Regions from separate parts of the Homo sapiens genome. Here regions 2 and 3 are each linked to region 1. The links are chromatin contacts, found by Hi-C or POLR2A ChIA-PET in ENCODE. All regions are on one chromosome and are shown on one strand. Each heading gives the region's core, a stretch centred on a gene start or an enhancer-like site at or near the end of the contact. The rest is flanking DNA. Distances are from core to core; before and after follow the strand shown.

Region 1 (3,655 bases), core at 608-3,107:
TTATCCCATACTTCCACTCTTCCTCCTCTCTGTGTTAATATATACAGCATAGACAGAAATGACTATCAAATAGAGTATAAAGTGATAAAATAAATTTGGGGCCGGGTGCAGTGGCTCACACCTGTAATCCCAGCACTTTGGAAGGCTGAGTCAGGTGGATCACAAGGTCAGGAAATCAAGACCATCTTGGCCAACATAGTGAAACCCCATCTTTACTAAAATACAAAAAAAAAAAAAAAAAAAATAGCTGGGCGTGGTGTCACGTGCCTGTAATCCCAGCTACTTGGGAGGCTGAGGCAGGGGAATCGCTTGAACCCCAGAGGCGGAAGTTGCAGTGAGCTGAGATCATGCCACTGCATTCCAGCCAGGTGAAAGAGCAAGACTCCATCTCAAAAAATAAAATAAATAAATAAATAAATTCGGACTAGGCACAGTGGCTCACACCTGTCATCCCAGCATTTTGGGAGGACAAGGCAAGCAGATCATGAGGTCAGGAGTTCGAAACCAGCCTGGCCAATGTGGTGAAACCCCATTTCTACTAAAAATACAAACATTAGCCCAGCGTGGTGGTGTGCACCTGTAGTCCCAGCTACTTGGGAGGCTGAGGCAGAAGAATCGCTTGAACCCAGAAGGCAGAAGTTGCAGTGAGCCGAGATCGCACCACTGCACTTCAGCCTGGGGGACAGAGCAAGACTCCATCTCAAAATAAATAATAGATAAATAAATAAATAAATAAATACATAAATACATAAATAAAATAAATTCATTTAAAAGTGTTTAAATGAGATCCACATATCTGCATATAAACCCATGTAGGCAAATACTCAAGCTAATTATGTAGTCTCATGGTTAAATTCTTCTTCCTTTAGTCATTAGATAAAGAAACTTATTTAGAGAGAAACCAGAAAAACTAACAATGGTACAGTAGCAGCTAGGCAGTTGAAGAGCCAGGAAAGGAATACGGGAGCCCTCCCTGCTTATCCTATTTAATTATTTCCCCACACTGTCCCCTTCAGAGCAATGATAACACCCAACCTTTCTTGGAAAGCACCACATTTTTCGGGCTATGTTTCTTTTGGAATTGTTCTGGAGACAACAACATGATTAAAATTTGAGGCAAGGGACAGACACAATATCTATCTGGTTGCTATTAGTGTTTTGGAAACTCCAAATGAAATACCGCTAGTTAGCAACTAGAGATGTTGATCAAACAATAGTTCCCCAGCCAACATAAAAACTAGTTGTATCCAGATGACTTTGCTCTCAAGCATTGGAATTTTGGGGCATGTGGGTAAAGCTTGGCTAATTATGATACTGACCACAGTAAAGCACACATATGTATGGCAAAACACTCATATATTGAATTTATGGCATGCCAGAGATAGCCATTCCATATGACACTACCAGCTTTATAAACCAAAACAACTTTGTCCCAATGTAGTAAACTGTTAGAGTTCGTGATAAATCATTGAACAATTAATCTATCTCACAGCCTGTCTTGCACTCCATTTTACAAACTGAGAATATACTTCAGGACTGAAAATATGGGAAAGCATTCAGATATGAATTGCTGAAATAACTACAAGGAAATCTCATTGCACACCATACAAGTTATGTTGACATGGAAGAATATCTCCCCATCAGTCTGAGTAAACTATTACATAACAGCTAAGCTATAATAAAATCCTGATTCCAAATCAAATAAGTCTCCCAGACTTCTAAAATGAGTCACCAACAGCTTTATAAACATACAAAATACTTGACAAGGAAGTCTCTGATAATTTTTCAGTAATTATGTCTGCAAATTGTTCCTTGCTGACATCATCATTAGAAATGGTTTCCCATAAGCTTGTATTGCCTCTTCACATCTGTTCATTAATCACTAATGCTTTGAATATTTCTATCATTATTAGGTAATTCACAGGGTTTACATGATTCCGCAGCACTCTTCTCAGTGGAATTTTTAATTAGTGGAATCAGTGTGATCAAAGCTGATATAATTATGGTCTCATGTTCCTTGCAGTATTTTTAGTGCAGATTCATGATGCTGACAAACCTTAATCCTAAAACAATATTTCAGAAACAAAGATGACACAGTTTCTAAACATCTTGAAAAAAAGTGCAAGGGAGAGAGAGGGGACAGAGTTGAGGGGTCACTAAGTTGACATATTTCGTGTTTAAAGACATTTCAAAGCACTGGCGTCATCTTTCTTTGTGTTGGACATGAGATTTGAAGTCCTGCTCTGACATGTGATTCACAAACCAGCCCTGAGCCAAGTATGAGTGTCAGATGCTGGGTTCTGCATACTGTATTGTCTGGCAATGAGTGTAGGAGAGAGGAAGAGCTAGCTACGCAAAGCAGTCCTGCTGCTCTAGAATAAAGAAAGAGCAGTCCCAGCCTGGCCACATGGGTTTATCCCTCAAAGGAGGGCAACACAGCAGAAAATGTAAGTCTTAGACCTGGGAAAGTTGTTGGGGACAAGAGGATTCCTTGGCCTAAACTATGCCATTATAATGGATGTGACCCAGAATAAACTAAGTCCTTGATCTCTCTGTAACTGTATTCATCCAGTGATAAACACTGGCTCCCTGGAAGCCTGAGAAAGCACAATATTTAGAGGAGTTCAAAATGTGTCTAAATGGAATTTGGATTTCTCCCTAAATGACCTGCGTGGTGGGCATGCCAGAAGCTTGCCACTGGAATGCCACTGGAATGAAGATGGTTGAACAAGCAAAGGAATAAGCACAGTACTTCCTGTTGAAAACAAAATTGCTATCTTTGTCAGGCCTGAAGCCTTCAGTTTAATACATAAAATAAATACTTGGGAAAGAGAAGATGTTTTCTATGGGAAAATGGAAGTTCTGAGGGTAAGATTTAGGTTAATACAAAATAAAAGCTTTCTATCATTAGAGCTATCCAACATTGTTGGATAGGGTTGACAAGCAAAGTAACAAGTATTTCACAACAGGAAGCTTTCCAGTGGAAACTGTGTGTGTGTGTCAAATAAGCAATTCATTTATTAATTTATTCACTCATAACACATTATTTATGAAGTGCTTATTAAGTAATCATAGGGTACAGAGAATGCAAAGATTGATAAAAATATAGCCCCTAACATAACATAGCCCAGGAGTTCACAAAACAATAGATGAGACACACACCAAAGCAGAATATTAAAACAATATAGTCAATAATAAGCTAACAAAATGACCCAGCTTTGGGACACACATAAGACCTGACTTCAAAAGGAGCTAGAGAAATAGACTGTATTCTTCCACTGGGCTTCTGAGTGGTTGATTTTCTGTGCTTCCAAAAAGACAGAGCTTCAGACCCATTGGTCATGTTAGTAGAAACTGATGCCCATCTCTTTAACTTGAAGAGAATCAGCAAGTTGGAATAATAGAAAGAGAATAGTAGAACAACCAGTGCTGCCAATAAAAGTGAATTGGTAGGGGAGAAAAAGATAAAGAAAATAGAAAGTGGTATTGGTAGACTCTTGGAAATCATGGTTTCCATAGCAAAAAGTTTGCTTTCTCTCTGCCTCTGACCCAGGAAATAAACACTTTCTCATGACCCTAATTACAGGATACTTCGAACTGTAGAAATTTGCAATGACAGGAAAATACACACACACACACCTGTTTCCATAAACTA
Region 2 (3,655 bases), core at 641-3,140, 840 kb before region 1:
TTAAAAGGCTCCTCTTTCTTTAGCTTCTCACTGTCAAATTGATAAGACTTCAGGATTTAAGTTACTAGGGTCCACACTACAGGAAAGGCGCCAAGGAGGCTACTTAATCTAATTTGAATCAAATAGGTAGAAGGAATTTTCTTGTTGATACGGGGCCTTAGGCCACTACCCCGAGTCAAGAATCCCAGAAGGGAATTGGGGATCATGTCCTATATAGTAATAACCTCCACTGGAATTATAATAGACAACAGATACAGAATGAAGATTCAGGGTCCCAGCCATCTTTCCACCTCCTTCCTGGAGGCACAAACTAATATGACATTAAGCCCTGCCAGTATTGCAATTTTCATTCTAACCTTAAGAAAATTCTTGTGGCTGTTTAGAGACCTTTTCATTCAATGCCCCCCCACCCCCCAACCCCCCACCCACCAAAAACAAAAAACCCTCACGAACTAACAAAATGGAAATTTCAGGTTAGTAGGATCAAGATTTGGGAGTCAAAAAGCCTTTAAGGCTGGGCGTGGTGGCTCACCCCTGTAATCCCAATATTTTGAGAGGCCGAGGCAGGCGGGTCACCTGAGGTCAGGAGTTTGAGACCAGCCTGGCTAACATGGTGAAACCCCGCCTCTACTATAAATACAAAAATTAGCAGGGCATAGTGGTGGGTGCCTGTAATCCCAGCTACTCGGGAGGCTGAGGCAGGGAGAATCACTTGAACCCAGGAGGTGGAGGTTGTAGTAAGCTGAGATGAAAATCCTTTAAACCTCCCAAATTGCATCATTTAGGTGATTCCTACTTTACCTACAAATAACACCAATCCTGGATGGACATACCTTTAGGATTGTGTCATTTCTTATATTTCCCCCAAATTCTATAATCCCAAACTTCTTACAGGATTGGTCAGAAGATATGGAAACAATCACCAATGAGAGCCAACACCTCTGCTAAAACTGAGTGGATTAACAATATGTGCTAAGTGGGCTGAGGACATGACTGATTTAATTCACTCAATTAAATCAGAATTCATTCTGTTTCTCACAGGGGAAGGTGAGGTGAGAAGTGAAGTGATGAAGGAAAAAATATGTATGTGGGTGCTTAATTGACTTGTACTCATTTACAAGCTACAACCCATTGTCTTTATTCTTTTCATATGTTTTGAAACTCTTAGAAATTCTCAGAGGAACAAAGTCATATAAGTGTAAAACCATGATGATAGAGTATTGCTATTTCCCACTACTATTAAGTCTACTATAGTGGTCTTCATGAGTCAAGAAAGGGACGGTGCCATTTTTCTTTGCATGGAAATTTTCAAAACATCAGGGAAGGGGTGGTTTAGACAATGTCTCAAAATTTCTTTTTCAGGAGCTACGACTTAACAATGTTGTAGCGAAGGGGAAAGAAGAAGGGGTGGGTATAGGGAGTGAGTGAATCTATATGACAAATCTTGTAGTACAAGTGTTTGTGGTTAACTGAGAAACGCATTATGAGTCAAGCCTTTGGAAAGAGGTGAGTAATTAAAGACAAATGCTATGACATAATCATTTACACGCAGCAGAAAGATTTTAGATTAAATCTGGCCTGACCCACTGCTCGGCAAGTGTTATCATGGATTCTTGAGAGGTATTCATTTATTTACTTTCTAATTTGGCCCATATGTTTTTTTGAAAACAAAGAAGTTTATATTTCCCATAGGAACTAGCCTCAGTCTAGTGATGGTTAAGAAGGTTGGTGTATTTGGGAACACACAGATCTCCTGTGTGCACCATCAAACCCAATGAACAGCATGTCAGCTTGAAAACACCTTATTTGAAAAAAGCCAAGGAGCTTTGCTATAGCACTTTTACTGGAATACATTCTGTATTTAAGGCGGTTACTCTATGCACATTTAGATGACTCAGTGAAACATCAGTTAGAGCAATAACTTGCCACAATAACAAAAATCATATGTACTGACTTTTACTTTGCAACTCTTCAACCTGACCTCAACACACACTCACCAACACACACATACACACACACTATTTGGCTTCATCCTGTATTTCACTCACCATCCATGTCAATCTGATGTCAAGAAACCAGTTTTTGAAGCAAGAGGCAGATTTAGCCTTCTTCCTTCCTTAATCCTAACACTATAATACAAAACATGCTATGTAACTCCAGGAGATGGCTTCATGGTTATCCAATTCCTATTAAATTTTAGCTGCTGCCTTTATTAAATGCAGGAAACACGAGTGCAGAGGGGGAAGGGATAAGAGAGAGGGGCCGAGTCACTACCTTTTGTTCTTTATATTTGGATAGATGTGGAATTGTTAAGGTCAGGCTTTCTGCAGAGTGAAAGGATAGTAAGTACTGTTTGCAGAGCTGACCCAGTTCCTCCAGGCATTTCAGAACATTCTATGAAGGAGCTATACACTCGTCTTTGGAGAAAAGGAGAACTCGTGGTCACACTTATCCCTCCAAAAAGAATGAAGCTTAAAATTCAGGGCCTTTAACCCATAAGTTACAGAGTGAGAATTAAGAATCAGAAACTGGCATCTAGTTTCTTTTCAGGATAATTCTTTCCTAGTAACAACCATCTGGTCACATTCTGTTTTCTTGTAGGGTAAAGAATAAATGCACACTGCAGGAAAAAGGGGCCTTACAGTGGGTAAGAAAGAACCACCATTTGGGAACAGTACCAGAGAGAAACGCACATTTAGACTGGGTAGTGAAGAGAGCATCGGCTTACTAGTCAGTTACCATGTTCCTGGGAGCTTTGATGATCTGCCAAAACATGACAGATGTTCAGAAAGGTAAGGAGACTCAAGTCACTGCCTTTTAATTATTACTATATGGGTGGTTATGGGTGTGTGTTTTAGTATATATGCATGTGTGTGTATATTTCTTTCTCAGTGTTGATAGTATATTTCCATAAATATTGTTATACTGGGGAGATTAAAGCAACTGCAGGAATCCACTGTACTTTTTTCTAAGGTTTTTATTATTGTTTTTGCCTTTGCCCTCTTCCCTTCTAAACTGCCTCGGTTATTATTCAGGCTTATACTATACATTGTTGAACAAATGCCAGCTCTATGGAAACCACAGTTCTCCCTGTCCATGGGTCACTTTGGTACATGTTTCATTTGGAGCAGCCGTAACAGAGCCCAGCTTCAAAGGAGAGAGCTCACAACAGACGTGGGCAGGAATTTCATTATGCCACATGTGACAGGCAGGCTGCTCTGCCCATTTCAGCAATCAACAACCTTGTGGGGCACAGACAGATGAGAAGGGATACCCTACTGCTTCCCTATTTGGCTCAGCCCCTTCCTCCCTAACCTCTTTCAAACTCACCTAATGAAGGCCACATAATGAGACTTCCCTGAGAAACCAGGACTATTGACAGGAAGTCTTTACAAGGGTCTGAATCCACCCACCTCTCATTTTTCTTCCTCTTCATGAGGTCTTTTTTTCCTAGTTCATGTTAGTTTATATTTTCAGTATACTTTCAATTCCATAACTGACCTAACCTTTCCATGTGGTTGCACCTGCAGCTTTTGAAATGTGCATATGGTGACTTTTCCCCAAATGTCGCTGCATCTCAGGGAAGGGCAATTAGTTCCCATGGTTGTCCCGCTGTTTATACATTTAACAGTTCAGTTAGGTCTTGAATTGTTTA
Region 3 (3,655 bases), core at 514-3,013, 820 kb before region 1:
TCTATCTATCTATCTATGCATCTGTCTGTCTACCTACCTACCTATATATCTTAAGGATTTGGCTCACATAATTATGGAGGATGACAAGCCCCAATATCTACATAAGCAAGCTGAAGACCTAGGAGAGGTGATGGTGTAACTCCAGTCCAAGTCTAATAGGCTGGAGACCCAGGAAGAGCCAGTGCTTTCCTTCAAGTCCAAAGGAAAAAAATATAAAAAACTTATGTCCCATGTTGATATGCAGAAGGAATTCTTTCTTACTAGACTTTATGTTCTATTAAGGTCTTCAACTAATTGGATGACACCCACCCAAATTAGGGATGGCAGTGTGCTTTACTCATTCTACTGATTCAAATGTTAATCTCATCCAGAAACTCACTCACAGACACACTAGAATAATCATAAACCAAATACCTGGGCTCCCTGTGGCTCAGTCATATTGACACAAAATTAACCATCAGAGCTCCCAATAACCTTTGGTTACTTATAAAATTTATTGTTTACAAGTTACATATCTGACAGCATTAGGAAACCAGAGAATGCAATGCATTTGTTGAAGACAATTTCCAAAGAGATTTTCCAAAAGTATTTTGGACTTGGCCTCTCAAAGTCTACACTCAAGAAGATACCATTCATATGTATATATTTATATGTTCTGTATGATTGATGTGAACTAAATTACATGTATGGAGTTCATTGTCTGTTAGAAAACGCTAGTAGTAGCTGAGACTTTCAGAGTGTCAAAGATAAGATTACTTTTCATGTAACCTGAGATAACCTGGACAAATGAAATATCTTTAATCTGGAAATGGGAGAATACTGTCAACATTCCTGGGTTAAATCATAAAATACCGCATAAACAAAATGGAAGTATTGTAGTTCAGAGTTGATAGTGATGATGAAGCTGGTGGTGTTGGAAGAAAGAGGTTGTTTTGCCAAGGACATATATGGATCCTCATTTCCCCTCCAATTTTAGATTTCTCTCAGCAGAGGAATCAGCCTTGTATTTCTTTCATATTCTCACAGCACCTGGTACAGCACCCAACACAGAGTAAGTGGTCAACAAATTTCTGTTTGTAAACGATAGGGTTTTCAACAGATACCCAATGCCCTGAATATCACTTTCTGCCATTGTGCCATTATCCTGTTCAATCAAGTTGCGTGCATCAGTTTAAGACATGCACTGTTATTTCAGTGTTTTACATCAGCCATTATAGGCTTCACAATAATTTTATGGAGTCCTTGGAAGTATCATCCAATTTTGTGACCCCAAAACATCCTTTATAGATAAATGAATAGTCTTGAGGGGGAGGCATCTTCGGCTGTTTTTTTCTTCAGTATGTCTCTTTTCTAACTTCTGCATAACTTTCCATCCAGGCTAAAGACTTATGAAAACAGCACCTTATATGCTTCCTACACCAATTACAGAGTACTCTACACCCTGAAAGAAAGGGAGTATATTTGTGTCTAGAGCTCCTGATGGGTTAACTACCCATGTTACATGTCATATCTCATCACCTGGCATTCCAGATAGTCTAACATTTTTCTTTTGTGATCTCTCCTTATAAGGCTTGTACCTTTCATCTCCACACTGTAAATTCTGGTCCTTCCCATTCCTAATTTCTTGAGCCACAGTCCATGTAAGAACAGACTGTGGTCCCCTCAGTGACATGGCACAACTTAGCCTAGTAGGTTGAGGGATATGCCGAACCAGTGAGTAATGTCTGGGAACTCTTTGGCTGACGTCCTCCTGTGCAAGGACAAATTTGCATTCTCACAAGTTCTCAGAATGTTTCTCCTTTAGGAACAATATCTGACACTGGAATTTTTGAAACCTGCAGTACTGTGTCAAGCCAAGCCTCTTTGCCGATAGGAAAAATGAAAGCCAATTTTGTTCTTCATTCCTGCGACTCGTTTATTGTGCTATGACCTTGTGTAGACTAGCCTTTAATTCCCTCAGAGATCTGTGTAGACGACTTGGCATCTCAATATGTGTTTTCATGGCAATCTAGGGTCTGGTGCCTTTCCTACCCTCCACAGCCACCATTTAGTGATCACTCCTTGGACTTCTGCCTCACTTACTTTCACTACACAATTTAGAACTTAATTATACACGACTTTATATTTTTGGACTCTTGTTTCCCAGTCTTCACTGCTAATTTGTTAAAGGAATGGATTATATTTTATGCCTCTTCTGAATCCCACCCAAAGCACCTAGCATCCTGCTCTAAGTAATCTAAGAGTCACTCACTAAATAGATGCCATGACGATGAAATCATACGAATGGCTTTTGATGACATACCAGATCTTACACATTCAAATGAATGCTTTCCTTGGCAAGACTGCCACCTGGCAGGCTACCCACATATGCCAGTGATGTTATCAATGCTCAAAATAATTTTTCAGTGACTCTGTCTGCTTGAATTAAACTGAGCATCTTGGATAATTATTTAATATTTGTTATTTAGCATCTACTATAAATGCATGGCACTGTTTTTAGTGGGTACCACAAATATATTAAGATATGATTTCCTGGTCTCAGACCTTTTGCAGTTTTATGTATAGGGTCAGAAAAGGTTGTGACAGCAATTTTACAAGGTAAAATCTGGCAAATATCATATGGGAGGTATAAAGGATTATAGGGATCAGAGAGAGAGAAGGTAATTTACAGCTGAGCCTAAAGGGGACATACATCTTCAATCTTTATGTTTGTAAATCATTGTAAATATTTATTAGATAATTGTTTTGGTCTTAAGCAACAACTAAAAACTATTTAGAACTAGTTAGGGAATAAGTTATGTAAATAATTGGGTAATACTGTTAAAAATTGCAATGGAGCAATAAATCATATCCCTAGGTTGGAAACTTGTTTTGAAGGGAACTGTTTCTTCAAACAGAAAAACATAGTAGCCACCCGAGCCAATCAGGTATCATAAGATACCTATGATGTCATTCACACCTGTCTGCCATCTAATTTTTGACCATTCATCTCCATGTGCCATTTGTATTTGTTTCCTCATTTGTAAAAGTAAAGAACATAAGCCAGACCAAAGGTTTTCAGCGGAATTATGAAAACATCCAGGAGTTATGGGCTTCCCTATGAGATTTCACTTGAATAAATATATGGCAATAAAATAGTATTTGAGAATTGCTAGACTTCATCACTGTTGAGTTCTCTCACAGCTCACATGTTCTATGATCTGCACATAGTAGATGAGCTCCAACCACCAGTAACACTGGGTGACAAGAAACAACCAATTGCCTGCTGCAGATCATCTGCTCCATGGCCAAAATGTCTTGGGGATTCCCAAGCCCCAGGCACAACCCTGCTTATCTGTCACTAGCTCTCCTGTCACCTGGTTTTATTTCCCTCAGAGTAGTCATGACTCTTAAATTATTTATTAATCTACATTTGTATTGTTTTTATTACCCACTAGACTATAAGATAATCCATGAAAGCAAAAAACTTGTCTATTTAGTTTATAGCTATGTCTTGAGTAACTAGATCAGTGCCTGGAACATTGTAAACATCCAATACATTGTTGTTGAAAACAAACGCACAAATAAATAAATGAATTGATTGATTAATTATTAATATTTCATGATTTAAGATTCAAGGGAAGACCTAGGGAAGATAATAAAATATAAAAATCAA

The links. Hi-C counts contacts between places; a loop is a spot of excess contacts on that map. ChIA-PET counts read pairs that join two places held with the same protein, here RNA polymerase II (POLR2A). Pooled maps may share reads with other maps.
Region 2: a map of endothelial cell of umbilical vein shows a loop between it and region 1 (4-fold over the local background). The contact joins two enhancer-like sites. A Hi-C loop is called at or near these places in 1 of 168 maps with a recorded cell type or tissue (endothelial cell of umbilical vein) and 2 of 50 pooled maps. POLR2A ChIA-PET finds 5 or more read pairs at or near these places in 1 of 52 experiments (H1).
Region 3: a map of endothelial cell of umbilical vein shows a loop between it and region 1 (6-fold over the local background). The contact joins two enhancer-like sites. A Hi-C loop is called at or near these places in 4 of 168 maps with a recorded cell type or tissue (aorta, ascending aorta and endothelial cell of umbilical vein) and 4 of 50 pooled maps.

The regions. Positions count from the first base shown.
Region 1 is chr1:218,478,918-218,482,572 of GRCh38, reverse strand. No RefSeq gene overlaps it. Among named protein-coding and RNA genes, the nearest start is that of LINC02869, 29 kb to the left of the region's middle. Within about 2 kb of position 1,857, at least 13 of the 41 ENCODE cell types and tissues checked have a DNase peak (open chromatin) inside an H3K27ac peak, as active enhancers do; they include ascending aorta and endothelial cell of umbilical vein, where a contact is called at or near this core.
Region 2 is chr1:219,323,071-219,326,725 of GRCh38, reverse strand. It overlaps a transcript of LYPLAL1 not described here. Among named protein-coding and RNA genes, the nearest start is that of LYPLAL1, 150 kb to the right of the region's middle. Within about 2 kb of position 1,890, at least 2 of the 41 ENCODE cell types and tissues checked have a DNase peak (open chromatin) inside an H3K27ac peak, as active enhancers do; they include endothelial cell of umbilical vein, where a contact is called at or near this core.
Region 3 is chr1:219,303,104-219,306,758 of GRCh38, reverse strand. It overlaps a transcript of LYPLAL1 not described here. Among named protein-coding and RNA genes, the nearest start is that of LYPLAL1, 130 kb to the right of the region's middle. Within about 2 kb of position 1,763, at least 4 of the 41 ENCODE cell types and tissues checked have a DNase peak (open chromatin) inside an H3K27ac peak, as active enhancers do; they include ascending aorta and endothelial cell of umbilical vein, where a contact is called at or near this core.